3 separate regions of the Homo sapiens genome follow, and regions 2 and 3 are each linked to region 1. A link is an interaction called in ENCODE POLR2A ChIA-PET data of the cell type or tissue named here. Cell type or tissue: HepG2. All regions are shown on one strand.

The links. Peaks named below come from ENCODE experiments on the same cell type or tissue, not always from the same donor. Only the 100,000 strongest peaks of a DNase experiment are listed, where the experiment ranks them.
Region 2: POLR2A ChIA-PET joins it to region 1 with 10 read pairs; 3 of 35 experiments call an interaction of 5 or more read pairs at or near these places.
Region 3: POLR2A ChIA-PET joins it to region 1 with 20 read pairs; 4 of 35 experiments call an interaction of 5 or more read pairs at or near these places.

Annotation. Positions count from the first base shown.
Region 1 is chr6:41,574,384-41,582,383 of GRCh38, reverse strand. FOXP4 (forkhead box P4) reads right to left here. Exons shown (of 17, transcript NM_001012426.2): 3 at 4,303-4,398. Among named protein-coding and RNA genes, the nearest start is that of MIR4641, 20 kb to the left of the region's middle. RefSeq lists enhancers at 346-847, 2,761-3,383, 3,384-4,007. In HepG2, no CTCF peak of the experiment used is centred here; a DNase peak (open chromatin) is centred at 3,883; H3K4me3 peaks cover 887 bases.
Region 2 is chr6:41,499,867-41,507,866 of GRCh38, reverse strand. It overlaps LINC01276 (long intergenic non-protein coding RNA 1276), which reads right to left and starts at 5,423. Exons shown (of 3, transcript NR_120347.1): 1 at 5,256-5,423; 2 at 4,894-5,064. LOC112267957 (a long non-coding RNA gene) reads left to right here and starts at 2,866. Exons shown (of 3, transcript XR_002956346.2): 1 at 2,866-3,620. RefSeq lists enhancers at 1,943-2,442, 2,920-3,019, 3,723-4,470, 4,471-5,218 and silencers at 2,470-2,549, 2,580-2,739. In HepG2, no CTCF peak of the experiment used is centred here; a DNase peak (open chromatin) is centred at 3,826; H3K4me3 peaks cover 1,653 bases.
Region 3 is chr6:41,452,573-41,460,572 of GRCh38, reverse strand. LOC112267957 (a long non-coding RNA gene) reads left to right here. Exons shown (of 3, transcript XR_002956346.2): 3 at 7,253-7,684. Among named protein-coding and RNA genes, the nearest start is that of LINC01276, 46 kb to the left of the region's middle. RefSeq lists enhancers at 3,199-3,986, 7,680-8,000 and a silencer at 4,428-4,722. In HepG2, a CTCF peak has its summit at 4,066; DNase peaks (open chromatin) are centred at 652, 3,642 and 4,042; H3K27me3 peaks cover 2,403 bases.

The sequences.
Region 1 (8,000 bases):
CGTTGCTGACTGCTTATTATGTGCCCAGCACGGCACTTGGCTAAGCCCTTTACACGTGTATCTCATGGAATCTTCACGGCAACCCTGTGAGGATGGTGCCATCATCATTAACATCTCACAGATGAGATGGGAAAACTGAGGCCCAGAGAGGTTAAATAACCTGCCCTGACCCTGACCCGGAAGGGACAGTGGGAGCAGGGGTGAAAGTGACTTGTACGCCATTAAATTCTATGTAAACGTGAAGAAAATCACTTTTTAAAACATTCTGGATTTTCCCTTTCCCCTCCTTCTCTGTCTCCTCCCCTGGTGTGCCTTAGGGTGCTGCCTGACAAAGGTCACTGAGGACCAAGGCACTAGGCCACTCATTCTCACTGCTGTGAGAGCTGAACTAGAGACGAACGTGGCCCGCAACAGGAAAGACTGAGACCAGACACTCAGAAGATCTTTCCAGGCACCAGGACTGTGAGTCACTGACAGGAGCATGTGAAAAAAGGATGTGGCCTTTCCTTCCTCGGGCCTTTCTTCCTTGGAAGCAGGGGAATGGAAGAGATGACCTTGGAAGGCCTCCTTGGCACTTGCTTTTCCTGCCACTTGGCTGAGCAGCTGCCTATGGAGGCTGCTACAGAGATCTGGATGGATTACATGGTGTGCACTCGTCTCGAGGTGGCCCACTGGGGTCACAAAGGGTCTGGGAAGTGGCTGCCGCATGCTGATCTCCTGAGTTGGTTGACCTCATCCACCTCTCCTTGTGCCCCTTGGGGGTCTGAGAACTGAGCTGGAGCTCCTCTGGTGTCCCGCTGGCCCCTTGCCAGGCTCAGATGCCTCAGGATGGGCGCTCTGCAGCTAGCAGGCTCAGCAGGGCCCATGAGTCACCATCTGGAGAGTAGCTGGGCAGCTAAGTGCTAACTTAAGCCCTGGCAGTGTGAGCCCTGGGCCAAACGCCGGCAGCTGCCTCCAGCCCCTCCCTCAGGGACCCTGCACCCACCCATGAATACAGCGTGCTCGGCTGGACGGTCTGACTGGAAGGAACAGGGACAGTGCCTGACACACAGGAAGCTTATTTGAGGGCTGAGAGTGGGAACGAATGCAATTTGGTGCCAGGGTCAAGAACCCAAATTGTCTCTTGAGTATGGGGTCCCTGTGAGTGGGGGGCAATGTGGGGAGATCAGGCCAGAGTTTGGTTTGGCTTAAACTCTCCTGCAAATGACCAGAAGTCCTCAAACTAATCCTGGGCTGCAGCTGCAGCAAGGAAAGATAGCAGTGAGATATAAAGAAGAACTTCTGAAAATGCCAGATGGGGATGGACGAAGCCAAGGCCCCAGCCACCTTTGCCCCCATCATGTCCTCAACTCTCGGCCACCTGTGCTGCCTTCTATGATAGGTCTCTCCCTGGTGGGGTCCAGGCCTGGAAGGAGGGCCCCTCACTAGGCTGGAGCTGGAGACCTGACAATAGTTTTGGAAACTCTTCTGAAGCTGGCTCTGGAGGAGAGGGATGGTGAACGTGGCTGGGAGGTGCGTGGGCAGAAAATCCTGCTGGGGAGCAGAGCAGCGTTCTGTGGGGAGCCCTGGGAAAGGAGCTGCGCTTGATCTCCCTTCATTATCCACTGCACTCAGGCTCAAGATGCACTCTTCTGCTCGGGTGGGGAGCCCAGTCCTTGCTCTCCCCTATCCCCTCACCAATCTTGAGCTCATAGAAGAACATTTCAAGGCCCTGGGCCCTACTTCAGGACAAGGATCTGACCTCCTTGGAGATAATAAACTTAGGAATAGGGGCAGAAGGCAAGGAAGGTATTCAGGGTTGGAGAAGAAATAGAGGGATCAATATAGGTAGGGAATCCAGGCTCCTGGGGAAGCATGGCTCCATGGCCCCAAGAACCCCCATATCCCTGAGACCCTGAGAACCATCTGGCCTAGGCTTCTACACCAGGGAAATATTGGCATTATTACCAATATTGTGCCAAGCACAAGGGATCGTCACAATGCAGAGATTAAAAGTGTGAGTTCTACTGGCCGGGCACGATGGCTCACGCCTGTAATCCCAGCACTTTGGGAGGCAGAGGCGCGCAGATCACCTGAGGTTGGGGGTTTGAGACCAGCCTGACCAACATGGAGAAAACCTAAAAACACAACGCTACTAAAACCTACTAAAAATACAACCCTACTAAAAATACAAAATTAGCTGGGCTTGGTGGTGCATGCCTGTAATCCCAGCTACTTGGGAGACTGAGGCAGGAAAACTGCTTGAACCCGGGAGGCAGAGGTTGTGGTGAGCTGAAATCACGGCATTGCACTCCAGCCTGGGCAACAAGAGACTCCATCTCAAAAAAAAAAAAAAAAAAGTGTGAGTTCTGGAGCTATTGGGTTCAAATCCTCACTCTGTCTTTTATTTGTTGTATAACTTTGGACAACTTTCTTAACCTCTCTGGGCCTCAGTTTCCTCATCTGCAAGATGGGGCTAGAATAGCACCTCTCCCATAGGACTGTGAGGATAAATGAGATAGCTGTAAAGCGCTTAGTGTCTACACTTCATGGTAAGCACTCTGTATATGTCAGTTGTTAGTTTGGGATGTACTCAGTAAGTATTTGTTGAATGAATGAATGAATCAATCAATGAATTTTTGGAAGTAATGAGACAAGGAGAGAGAAGGCCTGAGAAAAACATCATTTTATCTGTCTTTCTGACTCTGAAACCTCTAGGCCTCTCTTATTTTGGAGGGAGGGAGTTTCCTAAGGAAGATTCCATAGTCTCCCTTCAGCTCTCAATTATTTCAGATCTGTGACCCTTAATCCCCAGCTGAGCAGTCCTTCTAGATGTCTTACCCCAGTCCCTCCCACTACCATCAAGCTCCTACCCTCCTACCCCTGGGTCAGCAGCCCCTTTCTGGTTTGGGGGAACGTTTGCTGTTGTCCAGCCTACTCCTTCCTGTTCTAAGCTGGGTCCAGGGCGGGCAGGATTCAGAGTGGAAGCCCAAGGACCACTTCAAACCCTGGGATTGTATGTGGGGATCATTAATTTAAAGAGGCCCAATCCTGACCAGCATGGGTATGAGAACCTTTTAGATCTCATTCTGATGAGATCTTTCTCTTCCTCTCTTTATTGACTTTCCAGATTGTGTCTTCCCCTCCTCCACCCCAGGCCACGCCCTGATCTTTGCCCAGCTCCTCCCCTTTGAGGGTTGTCTCCTTAGGGTCAAGAATTTTAAGAGGGTTACTGTTAAGGCTGCACATCTGTTGGGCACCTTGAACTTTTTCCAAACATAAACTTGTTTTACATAAAACTCAGACTTTGTCAGAGCACTGGAATCTCCACCCAGGACAAAGCCTGGTCCTGGGTCCTTCTCTGAGCACCCTGCACCCACCCCACCCTCCTCTTCACTTCCCTCAGCACCCAGCCCCAGACTCCAGAGCACCTCCAGCTCAGAACCAACCATACTCACCCTTCTTCCCTTAGATAAACTTCCTTTCAAAGCCTGGCTTAATCCCTTCCCCAATTCTGAGCCTCCCTCTGCTGGGGGAGGGGTGGGGGGAGCATGGATCCCGGGCTGCTGGGCAGAGGGGGAGGGGAGTGGCTGCCCGAGTAGTGACCCAACCCGGACTCAGACTGCAATTCTCCCAAGTTCTTTGTGACACAAAAGGTAAACAGAAGGCCTGGCTCCCCCACCCCCCGCCCACCCCCCACAGATCTCCCCTCCCCCAGCCAGCCAGATGGGCTGGCAAGCTGGAGGGAAGGGAGAAGGGGAAAAAAGGGCAGATTGTGCAAAGGAAAACAAAAGAGACAGAGAGACATCAAGAGACAGGAAGCATGGAGAGACTGCGAGAGAGCTGGTGGATGAGGGATAAGGGGGGAGGATAAGAGAAGGGGGGACTTGGTGACGTGACTGCAGCAACAGAGATGGCCTGGGAGGGGCTGAGCCCCAGACACAGGAACACAGAGGGACAGAGGGAGTGACCGACAGGGACGCAGAAACATGAGAAGTGACCAAGAGAGACCCTGAAGGGAAGAGGCAGGGGAGAACAAACAGTGAGAGAGGTACAAAGAGACAGGGAGAGCTGCAGACAAACTTTGAGTGACAGGGACAAAGAGGCTAAGCTAGCGGAAGGTCTGGCTGATCAGGTGGAGACGAGAGAAAGTGGGAAGCCTTTTTGCCCCACCCCTGCAGTGACTGTATTTCCTTTGAAAAGTTGCCCACTTTTTGGTGTTGGAACTGGCAAGAGCAGTTCTCCAACGGGTCCTTGCCCTCCCTCTGTGCCAGGCCCACACTCCAGCCCAACCCAGAGCCAGCGGGGTGCTCTCTTCCTCACCTGCACAGCAGAGGCAGACTGTTTGCTGTCATTGTTCCCTGGGGAGCTCAGGCCTGAGGCCTGCTGCAGCAGGAACTGCCGGGCCACTTGGAGAGCCTGCAAGACAGGGGCTGAGTCAGCAATGGCCTGGGAGGCTGGGTGGGATCCAGGGATTAGGGAGTGTTTGGGGCAGTAAGGAGAAGGAGATCAGGGTAAGGTGGAAGGTCTTGGGGGTGAGAGGGTCATGGGTCCATAAGGGCTTGGGGTAAGGGTAGTAGAAGTCACTGAGAAGAGCTGTTGGGGTTCAGGGATCAGAGCCTCTACAGACTCAGCCTGGGACCCAGTGAAGTTTTGTTAGGACTCAATGGGGACAGCAAATGGAAGGGCCCATGGTCAAAAAGGGACTCTTAGAGGAAAATAAAGGGGGTTGACTCAGGGCATTAGTAAATCAGTACTATTTGTTGAGCATCTACTATGGGTCAGGCACTGTACAGGCAAGAGCTTATTTAATCTTCCTCTGTAAGGCTGTAAGGTAGGGATTATTGCCCCATTTTGCAGATGAGGAAACGGAGTCTCCAGGAGGTTAAGTAACTTACCCAGGATCATACAGCTAGGCGGCATCAGAGCCAAGATTTGAGCCCAGGAAGCCTGGCTCCAAGGCCAACTGCCTTACTGGGTGGTCAGTCTGGGGGCTAAAAAGTAGCATTCACTGTGGAGCCAGAGCACACAGTTGGGAGGATGAGGGAAGAGCCCTGGGGTCAGTGGCACAAGGTCTGAGTACCGTGTGACTTTCTGAGTTCAAGGATTGTACATGCATGCTGCTGGAGGAATTAGATTAAGTTCTGAAAGGTATACTATCAGCAGAGATGCATGGACCATCGTGCTGTGGGCTTGGTGGCCACAGTGGCTTAGACTGAACTGAGCCAGAGGGGTCATACGAGTGGGAGGCATATGGAGATTGCTGGAGGAATCACTCCAGTGGGTCAGTGTGACAGTCAAGGAGTAGGAGGGGCCCGGAAGGTAAACTGATGGGCAGTGAGACGTCTGGTAGGAGTGAGGGGTCAGGAGGGCCCAGGAAATTATCTATGAGGCCAGTCAAGCCCTCTATGTCCTCACTATGCTTCAGTGGGAGGTTTGAAGGCAAGTTCTGAATCCACATTTCAGCAGCACAAAATTTATCTGCTTCCAGATTGCTCAAGACCCCCTTGGGAGCCAGTGCAGGTGTGTCTAAGCCCTTGACACAGGGCTCCAACCTTAGGCAGTCCTGGGTCTGAATCCCAGCTGTGCGGCCTGCCAGCTGCGACCTTGGGCAAGTTATTCCAGTTCTCTGCACTTCAGTCTCCTTATCTGCAAAACTGGGAAACTACCCATCTCCAAATTACTAGGGGGATTAAAGGACCAATGTTTGGCATCCAGTTGGCATTCGGGAAGTATTCACTCCCTTCGGCTCTCATTAATCTCTCCACAATTCTCCACTTCACCTCCTCCAGCCTCTCCCCAACATAGCCTCGTGCCCTGCGCACTTATTAGACGAAATGCGCCCGCCTGTGGCTCTCTCTCACATCTGTCCACACATACACTTGTTTTTTCTGTATGGGCCCCTATTCTCCTACCCCACCACAAGCACCTTCAAGGCAAAACCTTTTAAGGTGGGATATGGCTGCACCACCCATCATCGCTCAACAAGCAAAGAGAGTGACCACTGTGTACCAAGCATATACACACAACCACCTTCGCGTCCGTTCATCATCAGTGCAAACAGCCGAGCCTCCTGAGGCTTTAAATCTAGTTTACCCTAGGAGGGCAACTAAATATGCACTGGCCTATTGACGGGAAGGTGTCCTGCAGCAAACCTGGAGCTCAGATTGGTGTGCTCCTCACAGGCCACCCCCACCCCACCTCCTTCCCTGGATGTCACACCCAGAGAAGTGCCCTGGGCTTCCAGAGGGGGACAGGATGTTTCTCCTCTTCCAGATTCACTTCAGAAAGCAGAAATCTGACCTTTCTAAGTCAAAAGGCTCTGCGGAAAGAGGAGGAAGGGTGGGGGGGGGGGTTGCGGGTGAGGAAGGGCAGGGAGTCAGGTGGTCATTAGGAAGGAGCCCCTGCCTCTACTACCTTGCTTTTACAAACTCCTCCAGGTCTACTGACAAGTGCTCTTTGTCCTCCAAAGGTGGAGGTAGAGTAGGGTTGAGGGGGTACAGGGGTCAGAGGCCAGGGCACAAGGGTAGGGGAAGAAGATGGCTCAGAGAGGCTGGCCAGCCCAGGCGACCCAAAAGGGACACTGGTTGGGGTGGGGAGATGACACACTCCAGATCCCCGGGGGACAGGAGGGAACAGCAGGGAGGGGCTCCTGGGGGCAGTTGGGGGCAGAGCCCTGCTCAGTCTCCTGGGGTGGGGTGGGGGGTGGCCAGGGGAGTTGACTCCCCACTGACTCTCTTACTTTGTGGTCCCCTGGAGCATGAAATTACATGATTTACAGGAAAAAAATGGCAAGGCCTTGCAGTCTCATTCCTGAGACCTCCCCCTCCCTGTGACAGGCCCTTCCTCCCCCTACACCCCCTACCCACAACCCCTTTCCTTCTTCCTGCCAAGACCAGGCCAGATGAGAGCCAGGTAAGACCTTAGGTCTGGCCAAGGCTCCCCTCCCTCAGCTTCCCACCATTCCTTCTCATACATGGGTCCTCACTCACCACTCTTCTCACATCTATGAAGTACCTGCTGCGTGCCAGGGACCAGGCTAGGGGCTGGGGATACACAGAAACAGAATGTGGCCTCTGCCCCCCCAGGGCTCACAGCTCAGGTTCTGTGATGATAGCCTCTAATATAAAGAATGATAGCCAGGCGCAGTGGCTCATGCCTGTAATCCTAGCACTTTGGGAAGCCAAGGCAGGCGGATCATGAGGTCAGGAGATCAAGACAATCCTGGCTAACATGGTGAAACCCCGTCTCTACTAAAAATACAAAAAATTAGCCAGGCGTGGTGGTGGGAGCCCGCAGTGCCAGCTACTCCAGAGGCTGAGGCAGAATGATGGCGTGAACCCGGGAGGTGGAGCTTGCAGTGAGCCGAGGTGGCACCACTGCACTCCAGCCTGAGCAACAGAGCAAGACTCCATCTCAAAAAACAAAACAAAACAAAACACAAAACAAAACAAAACACGAATGATAAGAAACTAGTCAGCCTGAAGTGGGGGTGAGTGCCAGGGGTCAGAGAAGGCTTTCTTCTACCTGGGGAAGTCTCGGAAGGCTTCCCAGAGGTGGTGGCAGCACTAACTGGAGTCTCGCCATCTGAAGGGCGAGTTAACACGGTGAACGAGGAGGGTCACATCGACCACGCTGCTGCACCAGATGTGTTCACACTGCCTGCTGGCACTGCGGCCTGGAGATCACTGGACTGCCCACCTCAGAGAGACGTGGGAAATAATGGGTCCTAACTCCGGCAGATCCCCAGCCCCACTTTCTTTGAATATGCCAACCAGACTGGGGCCTCCTTGAAAGCACAGATGTTGTCAACTGTAGCTGTGAACCCCCATCTCCAACCACCAGCACACAGCAGACATGTGATACCCACTCACAAAACTCATTTTAGTCTAGGCTGAATACGGGAGGCTGGCACAGGCTGACACTAAACTTAACAGCTAACATTTGCCTTGCAGTTTTCAAAGCACTTTTTCAAACATTTAATTGAAGCTTCACAACATTGAGCTAGGTGGAGCAGGTAT
Region 2 (8,000 bases), 75 kb after region 1:
ATTCACTCTGTGGTCAAAACACAAAGGTGTGTTCCCCTGGCCCTGGTGGGATGACTCCTGCCTCTTCCTATTCCAAGACAACCCCAAAGGTAAAAGATGGAAAAAGAAAAGGCCATGGGGTTAAGATCTGCTGACTCCTCAGTGAAAAGGATCCCACGTTTCCCTGCCTACCAGGGATAGCCTGTGGTTCCTTTTACCTGGGTCAGTAGTGGGTTTTTTCGGATGTCTGATGAGTGTAGAAACCATTTTGTACAGCAATCCCAAACTTGGCGGTGGGAGGAATGGGGGTGGGGGGGGTCTTGGAATCCCTAGGGAGCCCATGAATAACCCTTAAGAGTCCCTAAGTCCCTAAAAATTATAAGTAAAAAATGGCCAGGCATGGTGGCTCACACCTGTAATCCCAGACTTTGGGAGGCCGAGGTGGGGCGATCACCTGAGGTCAGGAGTTTGAGACCAGCCTGGCCAACATGGTGAAACTCTGTTTCTACTAAAAATACAAAAATTAGCCTGGTGTGGTGGTGGGCACCTGTAATCCCAGCTACTCGGGAGGCTAAGGCACAAGAATGGCTTGAACCCGGGAGGCGGAGGGTGCAGTGAGCCAAGATGGCGCCACTGCACTCTCGTCTGGGAGATAGAGCAAGACACCATCTCAATATATATATATATATATATATATATATATATATATATATATATATATATATATATATTTATATGTAAAAATGGAGTGCTTGAGGATACGTGTACACATAAGCCACTCTAAATTGGTGACCTAAAGCTTCCAGCAAATTCTCAAAGGAGTTTGTGACCCAAGAAAAGTAGATTTGCTCTATCCCAAATCTCCCATCTCAAAGAGGAGGACACTGAAGTCCAGAGAGGGTAAGCGACCTGCTGGGTCACACAGTAGAGGCTGGATAGAAACCAAGGTCTCTAACCCTGTGTGGCTTTGTGGGTCTGCTAGGCAGACCTAAACAGTTAGGTCTGCCTGGCTGCACAACCAGAAAAGCAGGCTGGTTCACCAGGACACTGTGCTGAGAGTCCATGGCACATTACAAAGTCTCTACTTGCTCCTGGGGGGAAACATCTCAAAGGCATGATATAGTCACTATTTTCTGGGGATGAGGTTGAGCACTGAGCTGTATTTCCATGGAAAACAGAACAAGGAAAAACTAGACCAAATGCGGAAAGAAATGGAGCCCTCTGTTACCGAGAAAGAGGGCTGGGGCAGGGAGCGCTCTTAAAACTCAAGTGAAGCTTGGGCACACTGGCAGGCCTTAGTTTCCAGAGGCAGAGATGGAAATGATAATCATACTTACCCCTCTAAGTTGTGAAGATTAAAGAAGATGATGCAAGTGAAAATGGCTTATAAATAGGAAAGCAGTACACAAATGCTAGTAATGATCTTTACAGCAGCGGCCTGGTAAATACTTGTTTTGCTGCTGGGAATAAATTGTATATCACCTAGATGTCATTACCCAATTCCGGACAACTATACCATTGTCCTTCAAGCCGTTGCAGCCTACTGTTGGAGCGAGAGCCCTGGTTTTGAAGTCAAGCCTGAATCTGCACCTCAGCTCCACCACCTGTGCACGTGTGTGACTTTGGATAAATCATGTAACTCTCTCAGCCTCGAATTGTCCATCTGCAAAACAGGGACACATGCCTACCTCATAAGGTCATAATGATTTGATGAGTTGGTAAAAATGAAAATATCTATAATGGTGACTGGCACACAATAGTTACTCAATAAACATTAGCAATTTTTTTCCTGTTCCTCAACAGTTTCTAACTTTGGATAGTTTGTTTGCTGCGTAGTTTCTGTCTCTCTTCTCCACTAAAATGTAAGCTCTGCAGCACAAGGACGTGCCTGTCTTGTTTACCGCTGTGTTTCCCAGGCTGGGCACACAGTGTGCTACAGATATTTGTGAAATGAATGAGTGGAAGTGCAAAAGCACGTTTTTAAAGGATGGGAAGGAACTCTGACAATGTGAGAATGCTCACATTGGATCAGCCCCAAGGGGGACCCGGAGCTGTGCCAAGAACCCTATTAGGGGTCAAGAGAGTTGGCCTCTGGTCCTAGCTCTGCCGCTCAACTGCTGAGCCACCTCCGGGCAATTTGTTGGCCTTCTCTGGCCCTCTTTGTGTTTCCTCCAGAGCGTGGGAGCCCTAAGACTCCAGGGCTTCCCTCTTAGAGGCTGACCTCCAAGGAGCTCTGGCCAGCTGGGAAGTGTGGGATTTCGGGATAATTCAGGGACTAAATGAAGAGAAAGGAGAAGTGGGAGAGGATAAAGACCGGGAAGGAAGAAAAGTCAACGCGTGGCTGCGGCGCTGGGCAGCTACGGGTGGGGGTAGATTGGGGGAAGGCCGCGCTGGGCCAAAGCACGGAGCTGCTGTGCGCTCCCCCAAGCATGTCTCCGCCGCGGCTGATGCGCCCGAGCCTCCGCCTGCCCCTCCCTTCCTTGAGCGCCTCGCCAGTTCCCGCCGTCACTGACTTTCTGACTTCTTAACTTGTCAGCAAATCCCAGAGTTAAAAATGCACACGCACCCCGGCCAGCCGCCAGCAGGGCCGTCTGGCCGAGGCTCCAGATGTGGGGCCACCGCGCGGGCCGCCCGCCCCGCCGCGCAGACTAAACAATCGGCCTTGGCCGTGAGCGCAGCGCAATTCCAGATGCCGCGTCCCTCGCGCCGCGCGCTAATTGGGCCGCGGGCGCGAGGCTCTGTCAGCGCCAGTAAGGCCCTGCCCAGGGCGGCCTTGGCCGGGCGCCCGCCCGCTGGGCTACCTAAGGCGGGGGCAGGGTGGAGAGATGGAGGGGAATAGTGGGGCGGGGGGGGGTACGAAGGAGGGAGAGAGAGGAGGGAGGAGAGGAGGAGGAAGACGAGGAGGAGGACAGAAGAAGACACAGTGAGACAGGCCACGAGACAGCGTCAGCTTGAGACAGAGAAACACGAAGAGGGGCAGACAGAAAGGGACAGAGACATTCTCAGAGAGATAGCTTCAGAGACAAAGAGAAAGCCAGAAGCACTGAGCCATATTCAGATTCAGAAGGAGACAGAGAAGGTAGAGAGGGAGAGAGACCACAGAGATTTGGAGTAACAGAGGCAGGGCAGACTGACACGAGAACAGAATCAGGAGAGACCAAGACAACGAGAAGGAAACCAACGTGGACGCGGCCGGGAAGAACGCAGGCGGTGGGAGCACAGGAGACGCTCATGTTTACCACCGGGTCGCAGCTGCCTGATGGGTGTCTAACCCCTTTTGTTTTATAGTACCTCCTCCCTTTACATTCTCACTTTTTATCATTCTTCCTAGACCCGGGCGAAGCCGGGAACTGAGCCCACCCGCGCGGTGATCCATTCCTAGTCTGGCTGGGGGACTGCGTAGAGAAGGAACCTGAGCCGTCGAGATTTCACTCCTAAGCCTGGGCTTGGGGACAGGGGTTCGCCCTGGACACTGCGGGAGGGTGCGGGATGGGGCTCCGTGGGGATTTGCCTAGAGGCAGGGGATGCCCCAAATGACCCCTGTAGGGCCCGCCCCCAGGCAGCCACCTCGGCAGCACCCTCCTTTCCTATGCGCCCTGGGGCCTCTTCAGCTCTAGAGACAGGAGGATGACTCAACACAGGTTAGTCAAGACCCAGGGCAGGGAAGCCCACCGGGGACCACCCGGGGGAGCCCCCCAGCCTCGCGTTCTGCCCCCGCTGGGAGGCCCGGGCGCCCCGGGGGTGAGGGCGGAGGGCAGTGCGGCGGCCCGGCGGCTCTTGGCGGCCCCTCTCTGACAATCTTTCCTTTGTTTGTTTTCTTAAATCTGGGAGGCCCGAATTCCTGCCGGATTCCGTAGGTTTCACTCAGGAAGGAGGCGCCCCCACCCCCACCCCCTCTCACGTCGGACTCGGCTGCAGGGGGAATGGCAGGTTCTTCCCGGAGGCCAGCGGCGCGCAGCCCCACGGCCCGGGCAGGGCGAGCGGGTGCCCGGCGCGGCGGAGAGTCCCGGGCGCCCTTCCCGCGCGCGCCACCGCGCAGCCCCGCCGGAGGGCCGCGGGCAGCCTCGGCAGAGAAAATTACAAGAAAAAAAAAATCAAACCAGGAGCGCTTTAAAACACACAAAGAGTAGCCCTCCCTCCACCCAGCTTCATTCCACACCCCATCCACCTCTCACACTCCCCCACCCCTTTTTTATTTTGGTCTCCAAACTTGAGCCTCATTAATTTCCAAAAAAAATTTCCCCCAATAAAAGGCAAACATGGAAAGAAAAACAAACTATTAGAAAATAGAGGAGGGAGGAAATGTTATTTAAAAGGTTAGCAGACCGCATCATTTTCCAATGATATTATATACTCCCAGCAGTATCCAAAATATATATGGGCCCTGGGCCAAGAATGTAAAAAAACTTTTTTTTGAAAAAACCCTTACTTAGACACAACATCTGGACCGGAGAGCGAACAAACCCCCCATTTATCACACTTAATCCTCCAATGAAGCAATCGACAGTTGACTTCTGTTTTGCTAATTTAGTTGCTTTCAAGCGCCGGCCCAGTCCAGACCGGGAATTAAGTGTCACTTGCGGAGGGCCTGCCCTGCCCCCGGCCGTCTTCGCTCCCTCCCGCGCCCAGGCTCTCGGATAGGGAAAAAAGGCCATTAATGAAGAAAGAAACTTTTTACGAATTCCCTTTACCCCCGCCCACTCGGGTCAGTGAAAACCTCGACTGTGACCTAGCTCTGTCCCCCGCCCAGTACCCGACACCCACTTCCTTGGCAGCCACGCCCCCACCCGCCAGCTGCCTCCCCCCAAGACTCGGTGGAGCAAGGCCTCAGCAGGCACAAACTCTTGCAGCTCCAGGAGGTCACCCAGCTCACCGCCTTCTCCGCGGGTTGGCTAGGTGTTGTCATCCTCGTACCTGGCACTGCCTGGTGGCCTGGCAGCTTGACCCTTAGGCCTGGAGAAGGCAGGGGAGGGTCGTGGTGCTTGGCGGTAGGGAGCTTCCATTACCCTCGCCCCGGAAGTGGATGAGAGGCAGCAGCTCCTGAGGTGGAGGCCCTTGGCCAGCAGTGTCCAGAGACAATGGGATCTTGTGAGATTGCAAGCGGGAGAGAGAATAAATCAGGGAAAGTGTATCATTTGAGGATTAGTCAATAAATCCCTGGGACCCTGGCCCAGTGGGGCTGGTGCCAGAGGCAGGGCTGGCCCCAAGTGCAGACTTCCTTCCTCAGCAACCTTCCCTTCCCTTCCCAGAGGCCTCCTGGGTCTCTCTCTCCTCACCTCTCTCTGTCCATCTCCATGGCTCCTCTCCTAAACTTTGGAGCCCAAGGCATAGCCTTTTGTCCTTCCTCTCCCCCTTGCTGGAAAAAGTTCTACAACGGAGCAGAGAAGGTTTGAAGGTGTCCTCAGGCACCTGCAAACAGAAGAGGCTGGAGAATGTGTCCCAACTCCAGCCTGCCCGCTCCTGTTCACTCTGATCCAGCCCACCCCCCAGTCCGCAGCTTTGAGCCCTGGCAGAGTCCACAGGAACAGCCTGCACTCCTAAAAGAGGCCCCCAGTACCCTGAACCCCAGTCCTCTGCAGGCTCTCATGGTGGTCTGGCTGGGCCTCAAACTTCTTGGGATGGGGCCCTGAGTTCTGGCCGCAATCCAAATGCAGTCTCAAACCTCCTGAGTCCATCCTCTAGGCCCATGGAAGCCTCGTATCTGGAGCACCCTCCATACTCACTCCAAAGGGCACTTATGAGGGCATTTAGTATATTCCAGGCAGTGTGCTAGACTCAGGACATTTGGAGACTAATGAAACTCTCTTCCTGCCCCTCCCTTGGACCTAAGCCTCTACTGGGTTTTATTTTCTGTTCATATGGGGATACCATATTACCCAGCTATACTCCTTCCATAACCAGTTATTGAGCACCTGCCATATGCCAGACACTGTTCTAGGCACTGGGGGTTCAGAGCTGAGCAAAGGCCATTTCTGCCCTCCAACTTGCCAGGGAGACAGACATGCTGACAATTAATTCCAAGACTAGGCCAAAAATAAGGGGCCATGGGAGGCATTTATAAAAGCCTCAGAGGAGGGACTGACTCACCTTGGCTGGGATAGAAGGAGGGGTGTTGGCCGAGTGCAGTGGCTCATACCTGTAATCCCAACACTCTGGGAGGCCGAGGTGGGCAGATCACGAGGTCAGAAGTTCAAGACCAGCCTGGCCAAGATGGTGAAACCCCCATCTCTACTAAAAATACAAAAATTAGCCAGGTGTGGTGGCGGGTGCCTGTAATCCCAGCTACTCGGGAGGCTGAGGCAGAGAATTGCTTGAACCCAGGAGGAGGAGGTTGCAGTGAGCTGAGATTGCGCCACTGCACTCCAGCCTGGGTGACAGAGTGAGACTCTGTCTCAAAAAAAAAAAAAAAAAAGAGGGGGGCTGTGATGGATCACAGTGTGGTGGGGGTAACCTCATCACTGTAGCTCTTAAAGCCCATCCTGGGGGACCGTACAGCCTAATGGTTAAGAGCAAATGGTGTGGTTTAACTTCCTGCTCTGCCACATCAGTTGTAGGACCTAGGGCCTCTTAGTCTCTCTGAGCCTCAGTGTCAACATCTGAAAAAATGGGACTAACAGTAGGAACTGCCTTGTGAGTCTCTGACACAGTAACATGGGGCAAGCAGCTGGCATACAGCAACCTCTGACTGAATGTCCACTTAATTAGCCTTCTTTCAAAGTATTCGAATAAACTAGCTTGTAGCCTCCTTGCCACCCTCTTCTTGTCCTCCTCCTCAACTTGAGGGCCTGGCACAGTGCTAGGCACATAGAGTAAGTGGTGGAATAAATCAATGGGTACAATAGAAAGCCCATCAAACCTTGGCTCAAGTGCTGCTAGGTAGACAAGCAGTGGGCCTGAATGTTCCATTTCTTTGTTCTGATACCTGGCCATAGGCTGGGTGGGCCACGATGGCTGTTCTTCTTGCTCCCACATTTCCAGAAGTCAGGCAGAGTATGACCCTCTGAAGCCCCCTTTTCTCTGCTCAGTAGAAAGTCAAGAAATGTCTTCTAGCCTGGAGCCATCATTCTGTGACTCTGGTTTGGGCTGAGTCTTGACTTGCTGTGTAACCCCGGGCAAGACATGTCCCTCTCTGGGCCTTGGACTCCTTATAGGTGAAATGAGTAGGTTGGACTGGATGCTTTCCATGCTCCTCTGCAGCCTTTGTGTTTGATGTCTGCTTCTTCTTTCAGCTGGGGGAACCTCATCGTCCTTGCCAGAGCCTGCTTACCTGGAGGTGTGGTTTTGTGCTCTCCCATTTCCCATCTGCTTCTTGGCTTTTCTTTTCTTTTCTTTTCTTTTCTTTTCTTTTTTTTTTTTTTTTTTTGAGATGGAGTCTCACTCTCACCCAGGCTGGAGTGCAGTTGAGCGATCTCAGCTCACTGCAACCTCCGCTTCCTGAGTTCAAGTGATTCTCCTGTGTCAGCCTCCCGAGTAGCTGGGATTACAGGCACATGCCACCACGCCCAGCTAATTTTTTGTATTTTTAGTAGAAATGAGGTTTCACCATGTTGGCCAGGCTGGTCTTGAACTGCTGACCTCCAGTGATCCGCCCACCTTGGCCTCCCAAAGTGCTGGGATTACAGGCTTGAGCCACCGTGCCTGGCCTTGCCTCTTGGCTTTTCACTGTGGTGTCCCTGTCTTTTTCCCTTCTTGCTCCCCTCAGCTATCTTCCTCTCTTTCTCTCTCTTATTCTGTCCCAGCGTGTGAATAGTATGTGGATGAACTGATGATGCTTAACTTTCTCCTGGGCAGCTTTCCCCTCCCACCTCTACCCGGCTTCTTGACCCCCAAACACAATCTGGGCCTGAGGAGCAGACCTCTCCATCTGTCCTCTTGCCTGGGCTTCTGTCCCTGAAGACCTTGGTGGTGCCCTGACCCTTGACTTCTGACTTCTGAGAGAATGGGAGAATGGCATCCCAGCTGGACCAAGACAGTGCCTAATATGGGTCTTCTGTCCCTAGAGATGGACAGGCTTTATATTC
Region 3 (8,000 bases), 120 kb after region 1:
CCTTGGTTCCAACCACTGGTGCCAGAGCAATTACCAGGGTTCTGGCAATCAAGGGTGGTGAGGGGAGGGAGCTAAAAATACACCCATTTTCCACAGTCCCATAAGCCTTCAATTTACCTGCTTTTATAAAAAGATGCTTCCTTAGGTGTCACCAGCAGAAGGTATAATTACAGCCTGGAAATGTTAATTCCCTTGCTCCTGATATGTGGATCGTTGCTCTGCAGGGCTCCTGTCCTCCTCAGAGCCCTGGGAGGGGAGATGGGCAGGCTGTGGGAGGGAGTCAGAGTGGGAGGCAATGCCAGGCCTGAAGGCCAGCAGGGACCACCCTAAATGAGAACAGGAAGCAGTGGAGGAGGTGCCTTCTCATACCTGGCTACCCCCAGGAATCTCCCAGGCGGCTGGGGCTGGAGAAGGTGGACACTGAGCTAGAGACAGATGTGGGGAAGTGGGAACTCTAAGGCACCTGTTTCAGATCAGTGAAACTGAGCTTTATCAATGCTCCCCAGAACTCACTTACCCTTTTTTTCAAATGAGCTAGTTGTACTGTTTTCCCCTCCAGGTCACAGTGAAGTGACACCGCTTTGGGAATGCAGAGAGGACCTATAGGTCACATAGACAGTCATTCCTAATGCATTCTCCCAGTGGGCTTGAGTGTTTGCTCTGGGGCAGGTAGTGGGCCAGGGTAACAGAGATCACAGTGCAGATAGGGAGGAGATGAAGATAGTCATGGTAGGGTGTGGCCAGGGCTGTCCATAAGTAAGCAAAGGGTGATCCAGGGACCAGGACGGAGCAGCCTCACTCAGACAAGGGATCATTCTTGAGCTTTTTTTTAGATGAATTTATTTTTTCTTGAAACAGATCTCACTCTGTCACCCAGGCTGGAGTGCAATGGCGTGATCTCAGCTCACTGCAACCTCCCCTTCCCGGGTTCAAGCCATTGTCTTGCCTCAGCCTCCTGAGTAGCTGGGATTACAGGTGCCCTCCACCATGCCTGGCTAATTTCTGTATCTTTAGTAAAGATGGGGTTTCACCATGTTGGGCCAGGCTGGTCTCGAACTCTTGACCTCAGGTGATCCGCCTGCCTCAGCCTCCCAAAGTGCTGGGATTACAGGTGTGAGTCACCATGCCCAGCCCATTCTTGAGCTTTGAAGGACAAGCAGGGTGTGGCTTGCTAGTCTCCTTGCCCCCATCTGTCCCCCTTCAGTTTATCCACACATGATAGCCAGAGGGATTATCCTAAAACCTAAGAGAGATCATGTCATTCTCTGCTTAGCATCCTCTAATGGTTCCCCATTTCACTCAGAATTATCACAGTGGCCTCAAGGCCCTATTCATCCTGCCTTCCGTGCTGCAGTTTCGGCCATAGCGCTCGGTAGCACCTACTGTTGTGTATTATAGTCATCCATGGGGCAGGACTCCTCGCTGATACCAAAATCCAGGCACCTCAGGTCCCCTATATAAAATGGCATAGTATTTCTACATAACCTGTGCACATCCTCCCATATACTTTAAATCATCTTTAGATTACTTATGATAACTAATACAATATAAATGCTATGTAAATAGTTGTTGTATTGTTTAGGGAATAATAACAAGAAAAAAGTCTATACATGTTCAGTACAGGTGCAACCATTGGAAGCTTAACTACATTTTCTGTCTATGTTTGGTTGAATCCACGATGCAGATGTGGATATGAGGGGTGACTTCTTTGTTTTGTTTTAGTCTCTATCCCTCACCATGATATAAAACTCCATGAGGACAAGGATTTTTGTCTGTTTTGTTCCCAGGGTTCAGAACAGTGTCAGGCACACAGTAGGTGTTCATTAAGTGTTTGTGAATGAATGAGACCCTTCAGGAAGGATTTCCAAATACAGGGCAGAGTAAATGCAAAGTGCAGTGACATGGAAGGGCCCCATGCATTTGGGAAACTTGAGTTCCATATGCCTGGTGCATAAGATGCTGGTGGAAAAGAGGAACAGGATGAGACCAAGGCCAGTGTGGCATTTTTCTATGGAAAAGGCAGAGGAGAGCAGTGACATGGTTATATTTGTGTTTCTGGAAGATTCCATGGGCTGTTGAGAGTGGGTTAGAGCTGAGGAAAGCTGGAGGCAGAAAGACCAGGAAGGAAGCTGTGTAGGCATTCAGGGGAGAGGATGAGGCCCCTGTCCAAAGCAGGGCAGGCATGGACAGAGGTGGGTTTCTAAGAGGCATAGGGGGTCTGCAGTGAGAAGCAAGGTGCCAGGCCTCTTCCCCCTTCTCCAAAACAGGTCATCCTGCTCCCCAGCGGAACCCCACTCCCAGCCAGGCTGACACCCATTCCGAGCCTGGGAAACCCTTCCCTTCAACACTCCACCCAATCCCTTTCTCTGGCTCCCATCCCTCTGTGTCACACGGAGGTCCTCTGAATGACCACAGCATCCCTCAGTAGCCACTCCTGCCATTGCTTGTCCCCACCTGTCATGAAACATTTCATTAGGGTGTTTCTTGTGAACTTCTTGAGGGCAGGGACTGTGGTGTTTCTGTTCCAGACCTGACAGAATTGCACAGTGGTTTAGAGCCTAGGACTTTTGTCTTGGGCAATCTTGGATTTAAATTCTGAGTCTCCCACTTAGTACCTAATTGACTTTCAGTTATGTCCCCATCTGTGAAATGGGAATACAAGTTTTTTAATTTTGATTTTTACTGTTTTTTTGTTTGTTTGTTTGACAGTCTCTCTCTGTCACCCAGGCTGGAGTGCAATGGCACGATCTTGGCTCACTGCAACCTCTCTCTGCCTCCCGGGTTCAAGCGATTCTCCTGCCTCAGCCTCTGGAGTAGCTGGGATTACAGTCACACGCCACCATGCCCGGCCCAGGATTGCTCTGAGGATTAACTGAGCTAATGCATGTAATAGATATTAGCGAGATGTAAAGTGCTCTTATAAACTCTCAGAGCATCCTGTACTCCTGCGCTGCACTTCCCACGCCTGTAAATACTAAATTAACTGCATCTTTACGGCTGGCTTTCTTCCCCACTAGACTGTAAGCACCACGAGGACAGGAGCCAGCATAGCCTAGCATGATTCCTCAACATAGTCACAGTTGTTAAATAATTGTGCTGACTGAGTGGATTGCTGTATTACTAAACACTTAACACGTTTAATTCAACTGAAACTCAGCTGCTAAAGAAGAGAGAATTTTAATCAATCCAAATTGGCCATGGTTCTCCCCAGGACCCCCAGCGCTTGTGGGAGCACAGACAGAGTGGACTTCCCTAGAAGACAGCGGGCGGGGCTGCTGGGCTGGGCAGGTGGGTGGGCAGCTGTTTCAGCACACCCTTTCATAGAAGGGGAATATGGAAGTCTGAGCCTTGAAACTTTGACCTGGGCCCAGCCTAGGGCAAGGTAGGTGCAGCCTGCAGGGTGACCTGGCTGAGTCCAGAGTGAGGTGGCTGCCTTACCCCCCACACTCCTGCTTTAACTGGAAGATGCTGGGATCAGAGGGAGGGGTGGGGCTCAGCCTGCCTGACCCTCTGGGGAGCTGGCAGGCCTGAGATGCTGCAGAGCACTGCAGGTCCCAAGGCTGTATATACATAGGGCCGGGAATGTTTATTTTTCCTTATTGACTTTCTCCAAATAAACCCCTGCCCAGCAGAAAGGGGCTCCCAGCAGCAGCTGTTTACCCAGTGTTTGCGATAAAGAGGCTTCTCCATAGCAACAGGTGGCAATGTGCAGCTCTCGGGGAACATGGCAGGGCCTCGCCGCAGGGCTGTGTTTACCCAAGGGGAAAGAAAAAGGGGCAGAGGGAGATGGAAGGAAGGAGGGGAGGAAAGAAGGGAGGAAGGAAGGAAGGGAGACAGGAAGGGAGGAGAGAGGGAGGCAGACCAGGAGACTGTGGGCTTGGGAGTGAACAGGAGGGTCCAGGGAGGAAGCTCCAGAAGATGGAGTTTGGAGAGTTTCTGTCCTCAGGAAGCTTCCACTGAGAGTTCCTGGTGGGCCCAGAGGAGGGAAGGCTGTCAGGTGATGTGTGAGAAGTGCGTGCCCGGCTAGGCTGGGGTAACTCTGAGCGGGAGTACCTTGCATAGGAGCCAGGGGGCACCTGCTCAGCACAAGCCTGTGTGGCCTGGTCAGAGTGTTAGTCTAAGTCATTGTCTACTGTGTGTGTGTGTGTGTGTGTGTGTGTGTGTGTGTGTGTGTGTGTGTGTCCATTCTGCCCTGGGAGGGAGGTTTTCGTTTTCTAAGACTGCTGTAGGAGCACACAGTCTTGGTGTCTTAAAGCAACAGAAATGTATTGTGCCAACTAAAATGAGCAGCAGGGAGACCAACTCTCCAAAACAAAGGTTTATTTGGGAATAGCAGGGGATTGCAATCTGGGATATGTGTGCTATAACGGGTCATAGGCCCATAGTAGGTCCAAGGGGGTTGGGGCCAGGAGGAAGCTTTTAAAGACAAAAAGGAGAAATCGTGTAAGCAGTTTTGAAACAAAGACCATGGGTTACAGGGTCTCATAGGAATTGGCATAAGCTCTTTGGTGAAGACACCCATTGTCAGGCAAGTGTCCTGGGGCAAGTGGCTTATCTGGAATGCTGCGATTCTGAGGAATTCCTTGCATAGTTCCCATCATAGACATGTATGGATGAGGGCCCCTTCTTCATGGCCCCCTGGCTCCATTTTCTTAGGGTTTGACAGTGACTGTATTTCGATTCTAATAACTTTCACAGTTGTCTCACAGTTCTGGAGGACAGAAGTCTGAGATTAAGATGTGGCAAAGTCAGTCCCTTCTGTCGGCTCTGAGGGGACTATGCCTCTGTTCCTGGCTTCTGGACTGCTGCAATACTTGCTGAACCTTGGCTTGAAGACACCTCACCCCAATCTCTGCTCCCATCATCACATAGCATTTTCCCTATGTGTCTCTGTGGCTAAATTTCCCTCTTGTTGTAAGAACACCAGTTACTGCATTTAGAGTCCACTCCAATCCAGTATGACCTCATCTTAACTGGATTACATCTGCAAAGAGCCTATTTCCAAATAAGGTCACATTCATAGGTACCAAAGGTTAGGACTTGGCATCTTTTTGGAGGACACAGTCGTACCCACTACTGGCGGAGTTGACATGAGGGGAGGGACAGCTCTCTGTAAGGCTGGGATAATGAACCTGCTTGCAAGCCTCTCAGCAGACAGCTTCTTCATGCTCTTGCCATTCCTTCTCTTGCAAAAGAAGGCGGTGGTTCTGGGGTGAAGAAGGGGGCCCCACCCCACTGTCTCATCTAGGTGAAGTCCTCAGGCAGCGGGGAAAGGAGGACTTGAGGCATAAGGAGTGAGTTGCAGGTGACTTCGGGAACCTGGTGCCCGTGTCCATGTCTTACTAACTAGTTGTGTGACTTTGGACAAGTTACTCCTTCCCTCAGTGCCGCTGTGTCCTCATCTGTACCAATGATACCCGCCCCACAGAGTTGTCAGAATTGTGAAGCCCTTGGAACGATTCTGATACATAGCAGGCACCACCCGAAGTATGGCCATTCTCAGTATTTTCCACAAGCCTTGGTTTTTCCACTGGGAGTGCATGGAAACCCAGTTAGGAATGCCACACCAGGGTGCTGCCCATTCCTGCGGAAAGCAGTGACCCAGGCACCAAGATGGGCATGATTTGATGTGGGCATGGCCCTGGCGGAGGAGTCTGTCCCAGAGACCTGGTGTGGGTGAGGACATCAGTGGGAGATCTTCAAGCTGGAAGCAGGGCACTCCTGCCCAAGCAGGCAGATGCACACCGGCACCCCACTCCAACTCACCCAGTGTGCTCAACCCCGAGACTCAGCAGCTGAGTGTGTGAAGGGAGTCAGCGACCAGATTGAAAGCACACACACACGTACACACTTGCATACATACAACTCACAGATATAGATGCTTGCACACTTCACAGAAATACACACACCTCACAGACACACATACCTTATAGACACACACCTTATACACACAGCTCACAGACACACACACGGCTCACAGACACACACCTCATGGGTACACGTACCTCATAGACACACAGCTCACAGATGCACACACAGGCATATCTCACACACACACATACTTTATAGACACACACCTCACACACACAGCTCACAGACACACACCTCATGGATACACACACACAGACTTTATAGACGCACAACTCTCACACACAGCTCACAGACATACACCTCATGAATACACACACACACACTTTATAGACACACACCTCACGCACACAGCTCATAGACACACACCTCATGGATACACGTACCTCATGGACACACAGCTCACAGATGCACACACAGTTCACAGACACGCATACCTCACAGACACACATACTTTATAGACACACACCTCACACATACCTCACACACACGGCTCACAGACACACACCTCATGGATACACACATACCTCACACATATACATTTCACACACACACCTCACACACACGTCTCACAGACACACATCACAGACACACACATCTTATGCACATACCCATCACAGACATGTACACACCTCACACACTTCACACACACACACCTCACACACAGACCTCACAGACATGTCGTACAACTCACACATACCCTTCACATACACACGCACCTCACACACACACATTTCACACACAGACACACACACACACCTCACAGACATTCCCCGCCCACCACACATACGCACAGATGCAGACTTCAGCCACGTAAGAACCCATCTCTAGCCCGATGGGTCCCAAGAGTCCACACAGCACAGCAAAGCTCAAACGTATTTGTTCATGCGCCAATCTTTCTTGAACACCTACTCTGGGCTAGGCGCTGTTGGAGGAATGGCCGGAGACGAAACATGAAGATTTCATTTTCGTCAGGGGGACAGATGTAAGAAAAATGAATAAGCAAATTATATTGTACATTACAGGGAATTTAGTGCTATGGAGAAAAGTGAAGGAGGAAAAGGGATTGTCGGGAGGCTGTAATTTAAAATGCATCCTTCACGCCTTCCTAGGGTCCCCTTTTCCGACAACCCAAGGCCAAGATGTGAGCTGAAGGCCCGCAGGCCCCAGTCTAAGCCACTCTCCTCTGAGTGGGATGGGCTGGGGACAGCAGCCAGAGTTGGACATTTGCCTGGTGCCTGCTGGACTGGCTCCTGCAGCTTCTGTCAGGGTCCCCAGGAGCTGGCGTCCCTGCAGCGGGGCGGGCAGGCACCCCCCAGAGATCTGTTGCTCTCTAACTACAGTGTGTCACCCTCCTCGTTAACTATTCTCATCCTCATTACAGGGAAATGTCCTCGCACTCAAACACAACCACCACGCAGCGCAGTTCCATAGCCCCGCGGAGAGACAGGACATTTTTCTGGAGCTGCTGGAGAGAACAGTCAGAGAAGCCTGGGGAGGAAGAGTTGATGCCTTCTGGAGTTTCTTGTGGCGGGTGGTGGGTGGTGGGGGGAGCCCTTTCCGGGTGTCAACTTTTTCTTTCCTCTCTTCCCCCAGCTCCTGTTTTCATCCTTACCAATGAGAATTCAGCTAATTGTTTACTCCAGGCTTGTGCCTGTCACCAACTAACCCAGGAGGCCCTCAGAGCCAAGCCCTGCCCTTTGCCTCATTCTTTGTAACTGGACACCTGCAAGAGTGCTGGGCACACAGTAGGTGCTCCATAAATGCTACTCAAATGGATAAGTAGGATAAATAAATGCAGAGTTTGGTAGTTCAAGGTTGGGCGCAGTGGCTCACGCCTGTAATCTCAGCACTTTGGGAGGCCAAGGCAGGCAGATCGCCTGAGGTCAGGAGTTTGAGACCAGCCTGGCCAACATGGTGAACCCCCCACTCTACTAAAAATGCAAAAGTTAGCGGGTGTGGTGGGCACCTGTAATCCCAGCTATTTAGGAGGCTGAGGCAGGAGAATCGCTTGAACCCGGGAGACGGAGGTTTCAGTGAGCCAGACTGCACCATTGCACTCCAGCCTGGGCAACAAGAGTAAAACTCTGTCTCAAAAAAAAAAAGAAAAGAAAAAAGAGTTTGATAGTGCA